Regions from separate parts of the Mus musculus genome. Here region 2 is linked to region 1. Evidence: chromatin loops called from intact Hi-C (ENCODE). Cell type or tissue: left cerebral cortex. All regions are shown on one strand. Links, peaks and the distances in the headings refer to the core of each region. The heading gives the core; the rest is flanking DNA.

Region 1 (8,000 bases), core at 1-8,000:
TTCTATAGGGAAACCTGAGATCTCATTTTTATCTTAGCATAGCTTGGGTTTTTTGTTGTTGTTGTTGTTTGTTTTTTTTTCGAGACAGGGTTTCTCTGTACAGCCTGGCTGTCCTGGAACTCACTTTGTAGACCAGGTTGAGAAATTGGCCTGCCTCTGCCTCCTGGGTGCTGGGATTAAAGGCGTGGTTACAAACTCCCCTTTGTCAGTGAGCCTGGTCCCTGTCTCAGATTATAATGAAGGTCCTGTCTAGGTACTTGTCCTCCCCTTTTCTTGTTTGTCTGAGTTAAGGTCTCTCTGTTATGTACCTCTGGCCGTTCTGAAACTCAATATATAGATTAGACTGGTCTCAAACTCAGAGTCTGTATCTACTGGGATTAAAGGTATATGCCACCAAATCTAGCTATCTTTTCCTCTTTTTTTAAAAAAAGATTTGTTTATTACATGTAGTGTTCTGATTGCATGTATGCCTGCAGGCTAGAAGGGTGTCAGATCACATTGCAGATGGTTGTGAGCCACCATGTGTTTGCTGGAAATTGAACTCGGAACCTTTGGAAGAACAGTCAGTTCTCTTAACCACTGAGCCACCCCTCCAGCAATATTTTTATTTCTAATTTATTTAGTTTATTTTACTTATGTTCATGAATGTTTTGGCTGTTGGATCCTCTGGAACTGGGGCTGTGAGCCACCATGTGGTTGCTGGGTCTTGAAGGTGGGTCTTCTATGGAGAGCAACAAGTGCTCTTAACTGCTAAGCCATCTCTCCTGCCTCTTATTTTATTTATTTAAATTTTGAATTTTTTTGAGGCAGGGTTTTCCTATATGCCAAAATGGCCTAGAACTGGTAATCCTGTCTCACCCTTCCAAATGCTGAAATTTACTTTGTGTTTTCTCCAACTGGGCTTTTATCCCAGGTTAATAATTCATTATTTTCTTCTAAAATTTCATTTCCTCGCCAATCAAAAAATACACAAAAACAAAGATTGTAAACTTTTTCCTTTTTTTTTTTTTTTTTTTGGTTCTTGCCCTTTTTATTGTTTTTGTTTTGTTTAAGAGTTGCTCTGTGTAGCCTTGGCTATCCTGGAATGTGTTCTATAGACTAGGCTGGTCTCAAACTCAGAAATCCCCTTGCTTCTTTGCCTCTGCCTCCAGTGTGCTGAGATTAAAGGTGTGTACCACTGCAACTGCCTGGCTTTTTTTTTTTTTTTTTTTTAATGTTTTGTTTTGAGTAGGAAATTAAATTTTTCAGAAGTTGAATGGTAGGTACTAATGCATTAATTACAGTTTAGACATCTTTTACATCTTAGTAATACAGGTTTATAGAGGGTCTAGTAAGTCTATTAGAACAGTGACTTTCACCTTTGGGAGTTGAATGACCCTTTTACAGGGGTCACATATCAGATATCCTGTTCATCAGATTTTTACGTTATGATTCATAATGTTGGCAAAATTACAGCTATATAGTAACAATGAGAATTATTTATGGTCGGGGTTCACCACAATATTAAGAATTGTATTAAAGGGTCACAGTATTAGGAAGGTTGTGAATCACTATATTAGAGTAAGATATAGATTATAAGAAGGTCCTTAATTTTTTATTTTAATTTATTTTTTTGATTTGAAAAAAATAAGGTCAGCTGGATGTGGTAGCATGTACCTTTAATCCTAGCATTGGGAAGTAGAGGCAGTTGGATCTCTGAGTTCAAGGCCTGCCTGGTCTACAGAGTGAGTTCCGGGCCAGCCAGGGCTATGTAATAAAAGCCTTTCAAAAGCTCCTTCACGGGATAAGGCCTGTGCAAATAAGACCTTTGGAACATTCCTCTTTCTCATGTTCCTGTGAATGTAAATAACCTCCAAATAACAGGTCTAGAACTTAGATATAATGAGGTGCTAAGAAGGGGAAAACAGGCACTGAAGAGATGGCTTTGCAGTTAAGAACATTAGCTGTTCTTCAAGAGGTCCTGAGTTCAATTCCCAGCAATTATATTGGCGCTTACAACCACCTATAAAGGATCTTATGCCCTCTTCTGACACACAGTCATCCATATAGACAGCCATACAAAAGCAACAACAAATAAACAAAAAACAAAACTCAAAAACAACATACATAAATGGCAAAATTAAAGAAAAAAAGCCATTCTGTTGAAACTGCAATGTATGGCAGTTGGCATGTGTAGAAATGTTTTGTCTCTCAGACATTGTATTTAGGTATTTATTTGGCTAGGACTCTTTACATGAACCCTGTAGGTTTCTGTTTTGTGTTAGTCAAGCTACAATAGTGAAGCAGATAATGGTATCTCTCACAGGAGGCCAGTGGCTGGCTGACTTATTTCTGAGGATTCTTGCATTGTCATATTTTGTATGGAGGTGAAATGGTGGGGGATCTATAGCTTTGAGACCACTTGTTTCTTAGTTAGTGGCTAACCTGAACAGATATTAGCAGAAATCCTTTTCCCACATTATCCTCCCTCCTTTCCTCTTTCTCCATAGCTCAAAAAGACCTGACAGGGTTCACATGTAATATGTAGTATTTTCTATAATTTACTAAGTAGTATATTTTAGATCATTTAAATTTATTGCAGTTGTTTCTTAGCATGCTTTCCCTGGGAAATTAATTTTAATTATTTTAAGGTTTTTTGTTTTGTTTTGTTTTGGTTTGTTTGTTTTTAGAAGTTTGTTTCATGAATAATCCTTTACAGTTTATTTGAACGTTTTTTGTTGTTGTTGCTGTTGTATATTGATAAATAGATAGAAACATTGATTGCTCAGTTGACTGAGGTACACTGTGCAGTTCAGGCTGGTCTTCACTTTTCAGCTTCTGACCTCAGCCTCCCACATGCTGCAGTTAGAGGTATATATATGATGTACTCTTGGCTAAAGTTTGCTGTGCTTGTGGTTTGTTTTTGTTTCTGATTAGAAGCTAAGGCTTCATTAGTTTCTTTTCTGCTTCTCACTTGTGGCCTATGGTCTTCAACTCTGAGAAAGGAAGAACTATTTCTGTTCTTAGTCTAATTTCAGAATTTTTTAAAGAGGATGCTTTATAATTTTTTTTTTTTTTTTTTTAGCTTCGGAGGGCTCTGAACTTTGCCTCTACTGCCTAGTTCTGAGATTGCAGTCGTGTGCCACTTCTAGTCTTAAGCAGTGCTGACGTTGAAGCCAGGCTTAGTTTTGCTAGACAATCAGGCCTTCTGCCAGCTGAGCGACGTTCTGACCCATGGAAAGAAAGCCAGCCTGTTGGACCTTGTTTTGTTTTGTTTTGTTTTGTTTACATGAGTGCAATTTCCTGTCTTTGTTCTAGGAAGTAGTGCAGATTTTCATTGAAGATAACTTAACTTTCACTTTACCAGTCCAGTTCCGACAATCGGTATTAAGGGAACTTTTTCAGAAAGCTCAACAGGGGTAAGTTTTGATCTTTGAATATCAGAATAAGTGTTTTGTGGATTATGAAATTACACTTGCAAGTTACCTACAAATTATTAACATTATTTTCAGATTTGCTGATATAATGGACAAAAAGTGTTACAGAGTTTTTTCTGAAAGATTTATTTATTCATTATTTTATATGTAATAGTGCTCTGTCTTCATGCACATCAAAAAAGGGATTCAGATCCCATTATAGGTGCTTCTAAGCCACCCTGTGGTTGGTTGTTGGGCGTTAAACTCAGGATTTCTGGAAGAGCACTCAAGTGCTCTTAACCTCTGAGTTATCTGTCTCTCTAAAACTCTGTGAAGACACTTTAACAAATGCTTATTTTTATGTATATGGTTGTTTCCCTGCTTGAGTATCCATATACCCTGTTCATGCCTGGTGTCTCCAGAGGTCAGAAGAGGGTGTTGGGTCCTCTGGAACTGGAGTTAGAGACAGCTGTGAGGTGGTAGCGAACCTACATCCTCTGGAAAAGCAGCCAGTGCTGCTCTTAGTCACTGAGCCAGCCTTCAGCCCAGTGGGGACATTTTACAGTTTTGTTTTGTTTTTTTTCTTAGTTTCTTTTAAAAATCTTGCAGTGAGAAAGTTATTTGTAGTACAGTTCTTTCACTTGCTTAATCTTTAGAATTCTTTTTGTATTCTTTTTTGTACATTTTTTTGAATTGGTATATGGTATTTAGTAGAATACTGAACATCATAAATGTTAATTCTCAAAACTGTTCACGTTTTATAATAAAAACATTCATTTTTCTACTTTTGTGTTTTGTAGAAATGAAGCTCTAGATGAAATCTGTTTTAAAATTTGTGTCTGCAACACAGTACGAGATGTACTGGAAGGCAGAACAATTAGTGTCCAGTTCAATCAACTATTTCTTAGACCAAACAAAGAAAAAATAGATTTTCTCCTTGAGGTAAGGCATTTCCCCTATCTATGGTAATAGAACCTTTGTGTTTCTTTTCTGTGCTTAAGAGCTGACAGAATTAACAAATTGAGTAGCAGCAGCTGCCTTTCCCCCTCTTCTCCCCCTCTTTCTCTGTTTTCTCCTCCCTCTCTTCCCTCTCCTCCTCTGCCCCTCCTCTTCCTCTCCTTCTTTCTGCTTCTACTTCTTCCTTCCCTTCCCTCTCTCCTTTCCTTCTCCTCCTCCTCCTCTCTCTCCTCCTCTCCTTTCTCAACTTCTTCCTGTTGTGTGTGTGTATGTGTGTGTGTAGCCCAGGCCTCAGCTTCATTGTTCTTGTGCCCAGCCTCCCAGTGGTGAAGTAGGCATGAGCCCCAGTGTTGTGTTCTGCCCTTTACGCAGGCCTTTCCTCCTTTGCCTCCTTGTTTCTGCTGCGCTCTTTGCTTGCATTCTTTTTGCTGTTTCACTGACTGCTCTGCTCTATTGCAGTTAGGGCTGTACCCTAATGATCTGCTTTTTTCTTCTTCTTCAAAGAAACATTGTTTTTATTTATTAAGCCTGATGTGTAGACCAGACTGCCCTCAAATCTACAGAGATCCACTTGTCTCTGCCTCCCAAGTGATGAGACTAAATGCTTACACCACCACGCTTGCCTAAGATTTATTTTCTGTGCGTGTTTATGTGTCTGCCTGAGTTTATAGGCACCATGTGTGTGCAGGTACCTGCAGAGGCCAGAAGCCATCAGAGCCTCTGGAATTAGTTACAAGGAGCTGAGCTGTATGCCATTTGTTACGGTGCTGGGAAGTGAACCCGGTCTTCTGCAAGAGCAGTAAGTGCTCTTAACTGCTGAACTGTCTCTCCAGTCCCCAAGGGTTTTTTTTTTTTTTGTATGTTTGTTTTTGTTTTTTTGAGACAATTAACTACATAGCCCTGGCTGTCCTAGCACTATCTATGTAGCTAGGCTGGCCCTGAACCCAGAGATAACTGCCTATGTCTGCCTCTCAAGTGCTAAGATAAAGGCATGAACCCTACACTTGGCTTCAGCCCCCAGGTCTTAATTTTTAAAAACTTAACAACGTCGTATTATATTTATATGTGTATTTGCTTATTGTATATGTGTGTGTGTGTGTGTGTGTGTGTGTGTGTGTGTGTGCGCGCGCACACATGCAATTGCACACATGTAGAGAGAGGTTGGTGTTGGAACTCAAATATTATCATGCTTTTCCAAGCTCCCTTACCTGTTGAACTATCTCACCAGACCTAAAAAATTTATTTCAGTGTTCAAGTGAGCATATGTACATATGTGTATCCACCTTTATATGAGCTCAGAGGCCAGAAGAGGGTGTTAACTCACCTCACCCTCTGTCACCCTCTGCCTAATCTTTTGAATCAAGGTCTCATTGCTGATCCTTGAGCTTGTGGTTTTTCCACTGTGCAGAAAACAAGCAGGGCCCAGGAGTCCTCCTATCTCTGCTCTCTTGGAGCTGGGTTTCATGCATCTTCAGGGACACTGAGCTTGTTAAGTGCATGCTGGAATCTGTCCTTGGGATCCTCAGAGTTACTGCTGAGTGGTTTGTCAGCTGTCAAATTTTAATTGTTTCCTTTTGAGATACAGGCCGATTGCTTCGCCTACCTGGTGTCAAACTTGGTATCTTTTTAACTTGGTCTAGCAAGTGCTGAGATCACAGGCATGTGGCACCTCGCCTAACTTTACACGTTTCTTAGTATGGACCTGTATTGATTACAGGCATGATGCACTTTATATGTTTTGTATCCAGCATCATTGCTGATCTCTGAAAAGTTTTTCTTACTGGACTGAAGATGTAGCTTACTTGATAGAGTGCTTATTTAGCCTGCACAAAAGCCCTGGGCTCCTTCCCATCAACATGTAATACGGTTGTGGTAACACAAGTCTGCAATGGCAGCACTGAGATTCCTTCAGGAGAATGAGAAGTTCAAGGTCATTGTCAGCTACATGACAAATTAGAGGCTGCCTGGAATATATGGGACCCTGTCTCAAAGGAAAAAGAAAAAGACAACAACAACAACAAAAACAGCATTATAACTTTATTTCTCAGTGTAGTAATCTGTCATAGGTATTTGGATTACTCCTTTTTTGAGGGTGCTTAGCAGTATTTTTTTCTTCTTATATGTTAGAAGAGTTCTTGAAACTTAGTAGAATAGAAGGCAGATCCTAGATAGGAACTTAAAGCAACCAAGTTGGTTTTTTGTTTTTTTTGGTTTTTTTTTTTTGTTTTTTGTTTTTTCGAGACAGGGTTTCTCTGTATAGCCCTGGCTGTCCTGGAACTCACTTTGTAGGCCAGGCTGGCCTCTAACTCAGAAGTCCGCGTGCCTCTGCCTCCCAAGTGCTGGGATTAAAGGCGTGCGCCACCACGCCCGGCTCACAAGTTGTTATTCTTAACTACATATGCCTGAATTTATGAAAATGGTTGGTCCCACTTCTTTCTTTAATGAATTCTTACCTTGGACTTTTGTTTTAAATTACTTAATCAAATCAGTGGTTAGTGATTGAAACATAAACGTTCAGTTATTTGGAGCAGTGGAGAGACAACTCACTAGTTAAGAGCATTGGCTGTTCTTGTAGAGAATCAGGTCAATTCCCAGCACTCAATGTCAGCCCAACCATCTGTAACTCCAGTTGCAGGGAATCTGTCCAGTGCCACCTTCAGGTCTGCAGACATCAGGCGTGGACATGTGCACAAGTAGACATCCAGGCTGAACATCCATACTCAGTAAACACACACACACAGACACATACACACCCTAAACATGAGGTGTTTATTTTGAAATCTCAACATTTCAAACTGAGATGCATATTCAAATGAAAATTCTAATTCCTAGGTATGTTCAAGATCAATAAACGTAGAAAAAGCTTCAGATTCTCTGAAAGGAAACATGGCTGCTTTTCTAAAGTGAGTACCTTTTTTTGTTTTAAACTTAGAACTTAGTTTCATGAGAAATATATTTTTTCTTTTTTTAGACATTTTTTTAAAATGTTATGTGTATATGTGTGTATTCGTGTCTGTTTCTGTATGAGCACATGCAAGGGTGTCTGTGTGGAGGTAAGTGGACAAAGGATTCTGTTCTTGTATCATGTAGGCTCTGGGAATTCAACTTAGCAGCAAATGCTGTAACCTTCTTGAGCTATATTGCCCTCCCTGCACCTCTCCTGCCCCACACCACAAGCCAGCTTTTATTTTTTGAGATAGGATTTTGCTGTGATTATCTAGTTTTCCGGAAACTCACAATCCTGAGACTTCAGAGTCCTGACTGCTAGGATTGAATGTGTGTGTCACCATCATGCCTTGCTGAGAAATGTGTATCTATGAGATCCTGGAGATCAAATCCGGGGCTTGCTGGCAAGTCCTCTGCTGATATGCTATACCCACAGCATTTACTGCTTAGATACTAGGCCTCACCACATAACTCCAGTTAGCCCTGAACTTTCAGTTCTCCTTCCTCTGTTTCCCAAATGCTGGGATTACAGGTATACACTACTATGCCCAGCTTGAAAAGTATCTTTTACTAGTTGTGTTTATATTTTTATACTGTCTATATATCTAATTAGTAAGTTCCATTTGAAAAATAAACTAAGTTGAAATTTGTCTAGTAATATTTAGCTTTAAGGTTAAGTACTCAAAACGTGTGTGTGTGTAT
Region 2 (8,837 bases), core at 442-8,441, 280 kb before region 1:
CACAACAAAGACAAGAAAAAAAGCTAAGTGCTCAGTGCACACAGTCTTACTATGTATCAAAAGATTTAAGGATGACTTCAAATTCACAATCCTCCTGCCTCAGCCTTCCAAGGACTGGGATTACAGGCATGCACTACCATGCCAGGCTCAGATGTATTTCTCCCATGCCTAGTTTTTTCCCTTGAAATAAGGTCTTTTTGATAAAGTATTTTTGATAAGTAAGGAGAGACAACTGATATGAAAACAAATTCATATACATTACAGTGGGAAGTAAAATGAACAAGAACAAATGAACAAGGAAATGTTCACAACCATATCTCATTAACCATGACATTAGGACATATGTCTCTCTTTAAAACCTCCTTTAAAGCTTCATCTACGAGCGAATGAGATCATCTGCCACCCTCACTTGTCTTTCACCACAGAATCACTAAGACACTACAGCTAGGCAGAAGCCACTGTAGTTCGCCTTTCATGACGGGGTCACCCCATTCTGAAGGCAACTGGTTACCTGTATGTTTCTACTCTGCTTGATAATACGGCCATGCGACCCTGAACGTGCCCATCTTGTCTGGTTTCCCATGACATAAGCAAGGAAGCGAGCAGGTCTCTCTTCTCTCATGCTAAAATCCTCTGCCCTACTGGGCAGCTCTTCAATATCATTATCTCCCCCAACTCCCCCCACTCAGCCAAAGCAATCCAAAAATCAGAGCACCGTGAAGCTGGGAGAACAGACAGTAAGACAGTGTGAGCAGTACCCTTAGAGTGTATACTTCTGGGCTTTAACATTCCCTTCTCCACAAGACAGAGGGATACTGTACTTGTAACCTTTCTCAATACCAGGAGGGACTAAAAGAAGCTGGAGAAAGTTCACTGCACTGCTCACCAGACACAGCACAGAGACTCCTGTTATTCTAGCTCTTACCTAGCAAGTTATGACAAAACATATATGGATATATGTGAGTATATAGATAGGTAGGTAGATCTTAAGATACACATTCATACATACATTCATACATTACATGCGCCTGTGCCAAAGACACTTCTTTGGTAAAGAAACTAGCCTATGAGTGACCTAGATTCCTAATGTAATTGAGATTTTTAAAAGTAAATAGAAAATTACCCTAGGGCTTCTTTGGAATAGTACTCCATTAGAGTAATGAGACTTTGAAGGTTTTTGTCAAGGCTGAAAACATGGCCAACAGCTGATCTTCCCACAGGGTTAAAAGTAATCAAGTAAAGATTGTGGAGGGTGCCCAGGAGATCAGAATGGTCAGTTTCTTCACTGGCTGTACACCGCTGGAAATGGCTGAACAGCTCTGTGATGCACTGCAGAGTCTGAGTTGAGTCCTGCAGCCACAAGGCAAAGGCATCATCAGCCCCATCAGACTGAAGGCCTTCCTCTTCGTCTTGATCATAAAGGTGGCACAGAGCTCGGATCAACAAGTTTGTCGCTTCATATTCTGACATAAAAAAGAGAAGGCCCTTTTGTGACTGTGCAAGAAACTTTAAAACATCCTTCGTGGCTTGCAGTACACCCTGATGGGCACTTGTTATTGGAATCGACAGAAGCAAGGTGACCAACTCCAGGAAGTGATGGCTGTGAAGATACCTGTGGAAGCCAAGTGACACGTGTCAGGTAGGTGTAAAGCACTCGTCCCTTCCTCAAAACCACAAGACTGTAGAAAGTAAACGCCTGAACAGTTGTAATTACAGAAACACAGTTTTTTGCAGAAATGAAATAATCATTACAATGTGAGCACCAACTCTTTTCTGTGGTGTCATATGAAAGTTCTAGATATTCAACAGACCCTCAAGAAATGACTAATTCTGTTTCTCATTTCTGAGCCAACTACCAAATACTCCTTTTTCTCTATGGTCTCACTCTACTTATAGAGTACCAGTCTGTGTGAATTAGTACATCCAGGGAATGTAAGGACTTAGATTTATTGTATGGTATGAGTTAGTATCACCAGAGAAAAATTACAAATTATAAATTGCAGTATGTAAGTAGTTACTACTAAACACTGAATTTATTTTTTTTTTTTGTCCCCTCAATACCAAATCTAAGAACTCCTCTTTTGTATGTTGAGTCAGCGTCTCAGGTTGGCCTAAAACTCAATGTATAGCCCAGGCTAACTTCTAATTCATGGCAATCCTTCTGCCTCAGTCCAACCTGATGGGTCTACTGGAGTTAGTCACAAGGCTCTGGCTTCAGAAACACTTCTCTTTTAAATAGTGGGAGAGGGGTGGAGAGAGAGGCAGGGAGGGAGGGAGGGAGAGAGAGAGATCAGAGACACTTCCATTGTGTGGATTCTGGGGATCAAACTGAGGGTGCCAGGTTGGTGTTAAATGCCTTTATTTATTAAGCCACCTACCGGGCCTAGAACTATATATCTTAGTATACAAAATAGTTTTAAAAGATTTATTTTTTATTAATTATGTGCATGTATGTGTGTCTAAGTATATACACGTAGGTGTCAGTACATGAGGTGACCTGAAGTAGCCAGAGCCATCGGATCCCCTGTAAGATGGAGTTACTGGCCTCTGTGAGCCACTTGATAAATGTGGGTGCTGGGAACCAAACTGGTTCACTGCAGGGGTGGTATGTGCTATTACACTCTGTGTCAAGTTCTCCTACCCCTAGTATACATAACTTTAGTAAGAGAGCAGTTAAAAAGTACCCACTACTATAAAATAGACCTAAAGACAACTTTTCCTATTATTTTGTTTTTTAAAAACAGGGTAAAGGGGCTGGAGTGCTGGAGAGATGGGTCAGCGGTTAAGAGCACTGACTGCTCTTCTGAAGGTCCTGAGTTCAAATCCCAGCAACCACATGGTGGCTCATAACCATCCATAACAAGATCTGGCACCCTCTTCTGCTGTGTCTGAAGATAGCTACAGTGTACTCACATATAATAAATAAATAAATAACCCAACAACAGGGATTGTAAACCCAGGCTGGCCTGATACTACATAGACAAGGTTAGTCTCAAATGTAGCAATTCTCCTTCCTCTACTTCACGAATGCTGGGGTTATAATATGCCACCATGCCTAACTATGCTCTTCTAAAAATCAGTTTTTTTAGAAATGATATCTAAAGAGTTTCAAGAAAAAAAAATTTTCCCAAAAATTCTGAGATGGGAAGGACTTTAACAAAGTTTACCTTAATGCATATTTGCTAACTTTGGGTTAAGAGAGTTTTGTTTTGTTTTAAGATTTATTTATTTATTATATGTAAGTACACTGTAGCTGTCCTCAGATACTCCAGAAGAGGGCATCAGATTTCATTACAGATGGTTGTGAGCCACCATGTGGTTGCTGGGATTTGAACTCTGGACCTTCAGAAGAGCAGTCAGTGCTCTTAACCACTGAGCCATCTCACCAGCCCAAGAGAGTATTTTACTTTCTTAAATTTCAAAGTCTCATTTTCATGCGTGTAGTCACTAAACAGTTTCTGTAAATTGTTTAAAATATTACTAAAAGGTAGATGAAAGGTCAGAATTTATATTCATCAAAAACTAAAATTCACTTTAAATGTTTAAAATTAATCTTTACCTTATGTCATGAGTATTTTGCTTGCATGTGTCTATGTACCATGTGTGTACAGTGCCCACATAGGCCAGAAGAGGGCACTGGACCCTCTGGAACTGGAGTAGCTGATGGCTGTGAGCCACTATTGAGTGCTGAAAACCAAACCCAGGCCCTCTAGAAGAGGACAAGTACTATTAAGTAATGAGCTATCACTCCAGGCCCTAAAATGAGTTAATTATTTCACTGCTTAAACTGAGGCTTCTAGAATATTCTTATCATAATATCCATGAAATTATTCTTGAATATCATGGAATTCACAATAAACACCCTCAGTAACAGCTTTCTATAAACTCAGCAGTAACTCAAGATGACACAATTACCCTCAGTACATCCTTAACTTCCTTATAGACTCTGCAAAGTAGTTAACACAGAAAGTTCCACATGGCTATCTCTACAAAGACACACTTACAAGGTGGGCTCTTGGCCAATACCTGTGAACAAGATTTCAGAGTCCTCAATTCCCAAAAGTTAAGGATGGCTCACCATGTCCAAGTTATTTATGCAACCAAAACAATTTATGTAAATATCTGTTTTCTTTCTGGAAATAGAGAATTCTGGAACACTACAATAGTGACTTGTTTCCTGAGTGCAAACTAGTTCAATATATACTTTCCACTTTGCAAAGATCTATACCAAAACACGTCTTTTTTTCTTTTGAAGCTAAAGTGTCAAATTTCTGAAGAGCAGTTAACACTTCGCACCTGTCCCCAGAGGAGCCAAACAAGTTCCACACATATCACTGAGGCTCTGCAGACGGTGACCAGGTTTCACCAGACTCTGGCTAAGGTACCTTACGCCTCTGGGCCCTAGCTCTGCACGCAGAGTCCTATAAATCCTGCTAGAAAATACTGGGGCTGACTTTGTGGACCCTCAAACATATTGTTAGAATCTTTCTATTACTTCAAAGTAATCCTTCCAAAATGCAATGCATCTTTTTCTAAGATTCTCTAACTCCTAATTTACAAATTCCTATCAATAAAACCACAGTTCCAATTCGTGCCGTGACTAGAAAGCTCTAAATACTCTTAGTTCTTCCCATAGTCTCTCTTCTATCAAGTCTCAGTGTTAGAAATTGCCCCTCATAGACTCTCCAGAGTAGCACAGTATCTGTCTTCCCTTCTTGGTACATACCACTATAAAAAGCAAAATATTTAACAACCAGCTAACTAGAATCTTCAAACTTGCTTATTCACTGACTAATTTCAGTGACTTTTCTTTCATAATAACCTTGCAGCATAAAATTTTAGAACACTACTTTAAGTATATCTGCTACTCCAAAATAGTATCTTTCTAACTCCGATAATATAGCTCCAAGTCCCTAGCACAACATCCAAGCCCTTAATTTCCTCTGCTATATCTATCTCCTCAGCAGCAGATGGAGTGGGGTGGGATAGCATTTAATGAGCAGGTAACTACTACTTTCTCCTCAGTAACTGTCTGAAAGTAGTACTTTCTTACACTGAGTACCTTCTGCCACCATCAGGACATGACTTTATCCCTACTTTATTAAAAATGAAATCACCAGTAACAAGTGTCTCAATTCCTTTGGTATATTATTACAAAAGTAACGACATTGCATACTCACATGGCTTCTACTCTCCTGCCAAAACCAAAGTCTCCATATTTAAACTGGACTATTTTTTTTAAGACTGCGCCTCACAAAATAGCCCTGGCTGACCTAGAGCTTGCTATGTAGACCAGGCTACCCTTTAGGTCCCAGAGATCAATTGCCTGTACCTCCCAAGTGTTGACTTAAAGGCACACACTGCCTGCCATACTCGGCACACTTCTCAGAGCCTCTTCTCCTAGCAAACCCTGCTCCAGCAATTGAGCTCTTCCTCCATTTCTCCCTCCTTATTAGTTTTTAAATCTGCCATTCTTCCAGTCTATAAACGTGCTTTCCCATTCCAGAAAAATGAAATAAAAGGTTCCATTTTGTCCACAACATGTCTGTCTGATGTTGCCTTACTTCCTCATTTTGTATTTTAAAAGGTTCTCACATAGCCCATGCTGGTCTCAAACGCACTATACAGCCAAGGATGACATAATACTCGTGATCTTCCTGCCTCCTCCTCCTCCTCCTCCTCCTCCTGAGTGCTGGAACTACACGCTAAGGATAGAATCCAGGGCTTCTGTGAGCTAGACAACACCTACCAACTGAGCTGTATCCCCAGGCCCTGCACCCTCAGGTGGGCTGGAAGAGCTGCTGTCACATCCTCCACCCCCGCTCATCCATACTTCATCACCTACTATTACAGGCTAGGAGAAACCATGTCAACCTCGCATGCTTCCTGATCCTAGTTCTTCGCTGAATACTAACAAAGGCAAAATTCTACTATCACGTAACTAAGACTGATGACAGAAGCAAGTGATGACACCAAAGACACACTGTCAGGGGAACAAAATTGCATCATAACTTATGATGGACAGGAGTGGTCAGGAACCAAGGTTTTACAGAGAGCCTCTCCTTCCTGTGCCAGCCTCTTCTACCACATCCCAGGAGGTCGGCTGCTTTACCTTTGTTTTACTTACAGACAACTCAAACAAGCATTGTTATTGTTCACTAGCACCTATATTCCTAACTCTGCTTTATATACCAACACATGCAGGCTCACTCAAACAGTAATGTATCTCTAAGTTTGCTGCTGAATACCTATTTTGAGATATCAACTATCCTTACATAATTATGTACTGCATATGAACAGAAAAAAATCAAAGTCACAACATAAAACTCCCTCCAATGATTTGTGATCCAAAAGCCAAGTATACCTTACCTAAAGAGGACAGGGTACGGGTCATCCCGCTCTGGAGGCCCGGTAATCCGGGCTATTGTGGGGAAAGACTTGACAGGAGGTTGGGTCATTGTATGAGGTGCAGTTTCCATGACATGAAAAACCTCCTCTAAGAGATTAGTAAGCTTTTCTATTTCACCTTCACTTATAATTGAGGACTCCAAAAGATCCATGTCCATAGAAGCTTCTACTTCATTCTCATAATCGGGATTTGCTCTCTCCAGCACAGCATCTGTGTCCTGGTCAGGCTCACTGTGGTTAGGAACAGCTGAAGTCTTCTCTGCTATGTGGTCACCAAGTCTTTTAATCTCTGACAAGATTTCATAGAAATGGCATTTTTGAAGAATAGCTGAGCCAGCAGTGACAACCCTCACAGTCTGATCCAGAAGTATGAGTTCCAGAAGTCTTTGATAGCCACTTTTCTCATTTTGGGTGCTTCTTAAAAAAGCCTCCATTCCTTCTGTCATGCTAATGACACTGTCCAAAGCTTTAAAAGCATTTAACTTAAGGGAAGATGAGACATGATCAGCAAATAAGAGATCAAACAATACATTGATCACTCCTGCTTGTAGCAATTCTGTGACTCCTGGAGCCCCACATTCTGCTAATGAGGTCACTAGCTTGGTCCCAGCTTTGAGCTGTCGGACATTTAAGGCTATGGGCTGTCGAAAGGCTACTTGTAAATTTAAAGCTTGCATTGTCCAGTCTACCAACTGGCCAAGGGAGTCTTGTTCTGTGTTTTTCAATTGCAAATAGCTTAATCCTTTTATAATTAGACTTGGAATTTCTTCTAGAGCCGTCACCCACTTTGCACCCCTGTCTTCCTGATACAGGTCTAGCAGTTCAGTTAACTTCACCGAGGCTTCTACTGCCCCTGAATTCTCTTTATCTGGACCTTGATCCTTCATTCTACTGATTTCAATTTCAAAAGTAGTTTTGTATGGACAGCTGAAATACAAGAGTGGTGCCAGCTCCCTGTCATACGGGTCATACGTCATAGGAGGGACAGATGCCAGGTCTTCTGGAGTATACTCAACATCGAAGTTTGGATACTTGAATGTTTCACGTTCCAAGTCAGCAATTCCATCTTCATCACTAGAGATCTGCTCGTAGCCATCGTCCCCTGAAAATAAGTTTAAACAGTATCTGAGCCCTATATCACTCTTATGACTGTATAATGCTGACTGACCAACAAACACCCTGGTTCATGGTAAACCATGCATCTGAACTTTGAATGACTGATTTCCTCAAAAAAAAAAAAATTCAACTTTTGCTCCCCCCATAACAAGAATTGACAATACTTACACTCTGTAATAGGATAATTATGGATAAGCTTACTAATTAATTACTGTTATAATTAATTCTGTGATGACACCTTTTCCTGACAGAAATAGAATTAGAAATTCAAAACAACAAAAACAAATTCTCTTAGAAGGGAAAATATAAAGCTTAACCTTCTGAAACATTTAACTTTTTAAATTATTTTTGATTTTGCAGGTGTCTATGTATGAATATGCGCACACGAGTTTGCAGGGAGGCCAGAAGTATCAGGTGCCCATGGGCTAAAGTTACAGGCAATTCTGAGCTGTCCTATGGAGATTCTGGGAACTGAACTTAGGTCCTTTCAAGAAGCAGTTCATATTCTTAACCAGTGAGCCATCTCACGAGCCTCTTCAGAGATTTTTTAAAATAAACTTTTCTATTTATTGGGCTTGGGGGACATGTGTCACAGCACATGTATGCAGCTCAGAGGACAACTAGCATGAACAGTCAGCTCCTTCTGCATGCAGGTCCTGGGGACAGAAATCAGGTCATCAGGTTTGGCAGAAAAAGCCTTTACCTAATGAACTATCGCAAGCTCAAGATTTAATTTAATTCTATTTATTTATTTCTATTTCTTTATTTATTTGAGACAGTCTCATCATGTAAACTATACTGACCTGGAATTCACAGAGATTTGTCTGCCTCTACCTTCTGGTGCTATGATTAAAGGTGTGTGCCACCATGCCCAGCTCAAGCTTATGTTTAAGAATTTAAAAAAACAAAAAAACAAAACAAAAAAAAACCATGGTAAAGCTAAGTCAGAGCATTACAAGCCAGGCATGGTGCCCAGTGCCTGTAATCCCAACACTCAAAGGACAGGAGACTGCACTGAGTGCCAGGCCAGCCTGAACATCAACAGTGTCTCGGGGCTAGAGATATGGCTCAAAGGTTAGCAATACTTGCTGCTCTTCCACAGTGCCCAAGTCTCATTTCCAGTACCTACATGGTGGCTCACAACCATCCTGTTCTAAGGGTCTGATACCTTATGAACTTATGTCCATCCTTTGTGGACACTGTACACATTTGGTACTCAGACATGCATGCAGGCAACAAAATACCTCTACACACAAAATAAAAGACTACCTCAAAAGAAGAGAGTGAGGGAGGCTGAGGAGAAGGCTCAGTTG

Evidence for each region. A loop is a pair of places that touch in the nucleus more often than their neighbours do. Peaks named below come from ENCODE experiments on the same cell type or tissue, not always from the same donor. Only the 100,000 strongest peaks of a DNase experiment are listed, where the experiment ranks them.
Region 2: a loop joins it to region 1, with 2.1 times the contacts of the local background. A loop is called at or near these places in 3 of 42 quality-filtered maps.

The regions. Positions count from the first base shown.
Region 1 is chr4:11,230,908-11,238,907 of GRCm38, reverse strand. Ints8 (integrator complex subunit 8) reads left to right here. Exons shown (of 27, transcript NM_001159595.1): 9 at 3,298-3,398; 10 at 4,196-4,337; 11 at 7,185-7,255. Among named protein-coding and RNA genes, the nearest start is that of Ints8, 19 kb to the left of the region's middle. In left cerebral cortex, for the core only: a CTCF peak has its summit at 3,029; no DNase peak of the experiment used is centred there.
Region 2 is chr4:11,511,701-11,520,537 of GRCm38, reverse strand. It overlaps Virma (vir like m6A methyltransferase associated), which reads right to left. Exons shown (of 24, transcript NM_001347055.1): 8 at 6,370-7,510; 9 at 1,124-1,612. Among named protein-coding and RNA genes, the nearest start is that of Virma, 30 kb to the right of the region's middle. In left cerebral cortex, for the core only: a CTCF peak has its summit at 3,618 (motif pointing right); DNase peaks (open chromatin) are centred at 4,995 and 5,744; H3K27ac peaks cover 1,705 bases.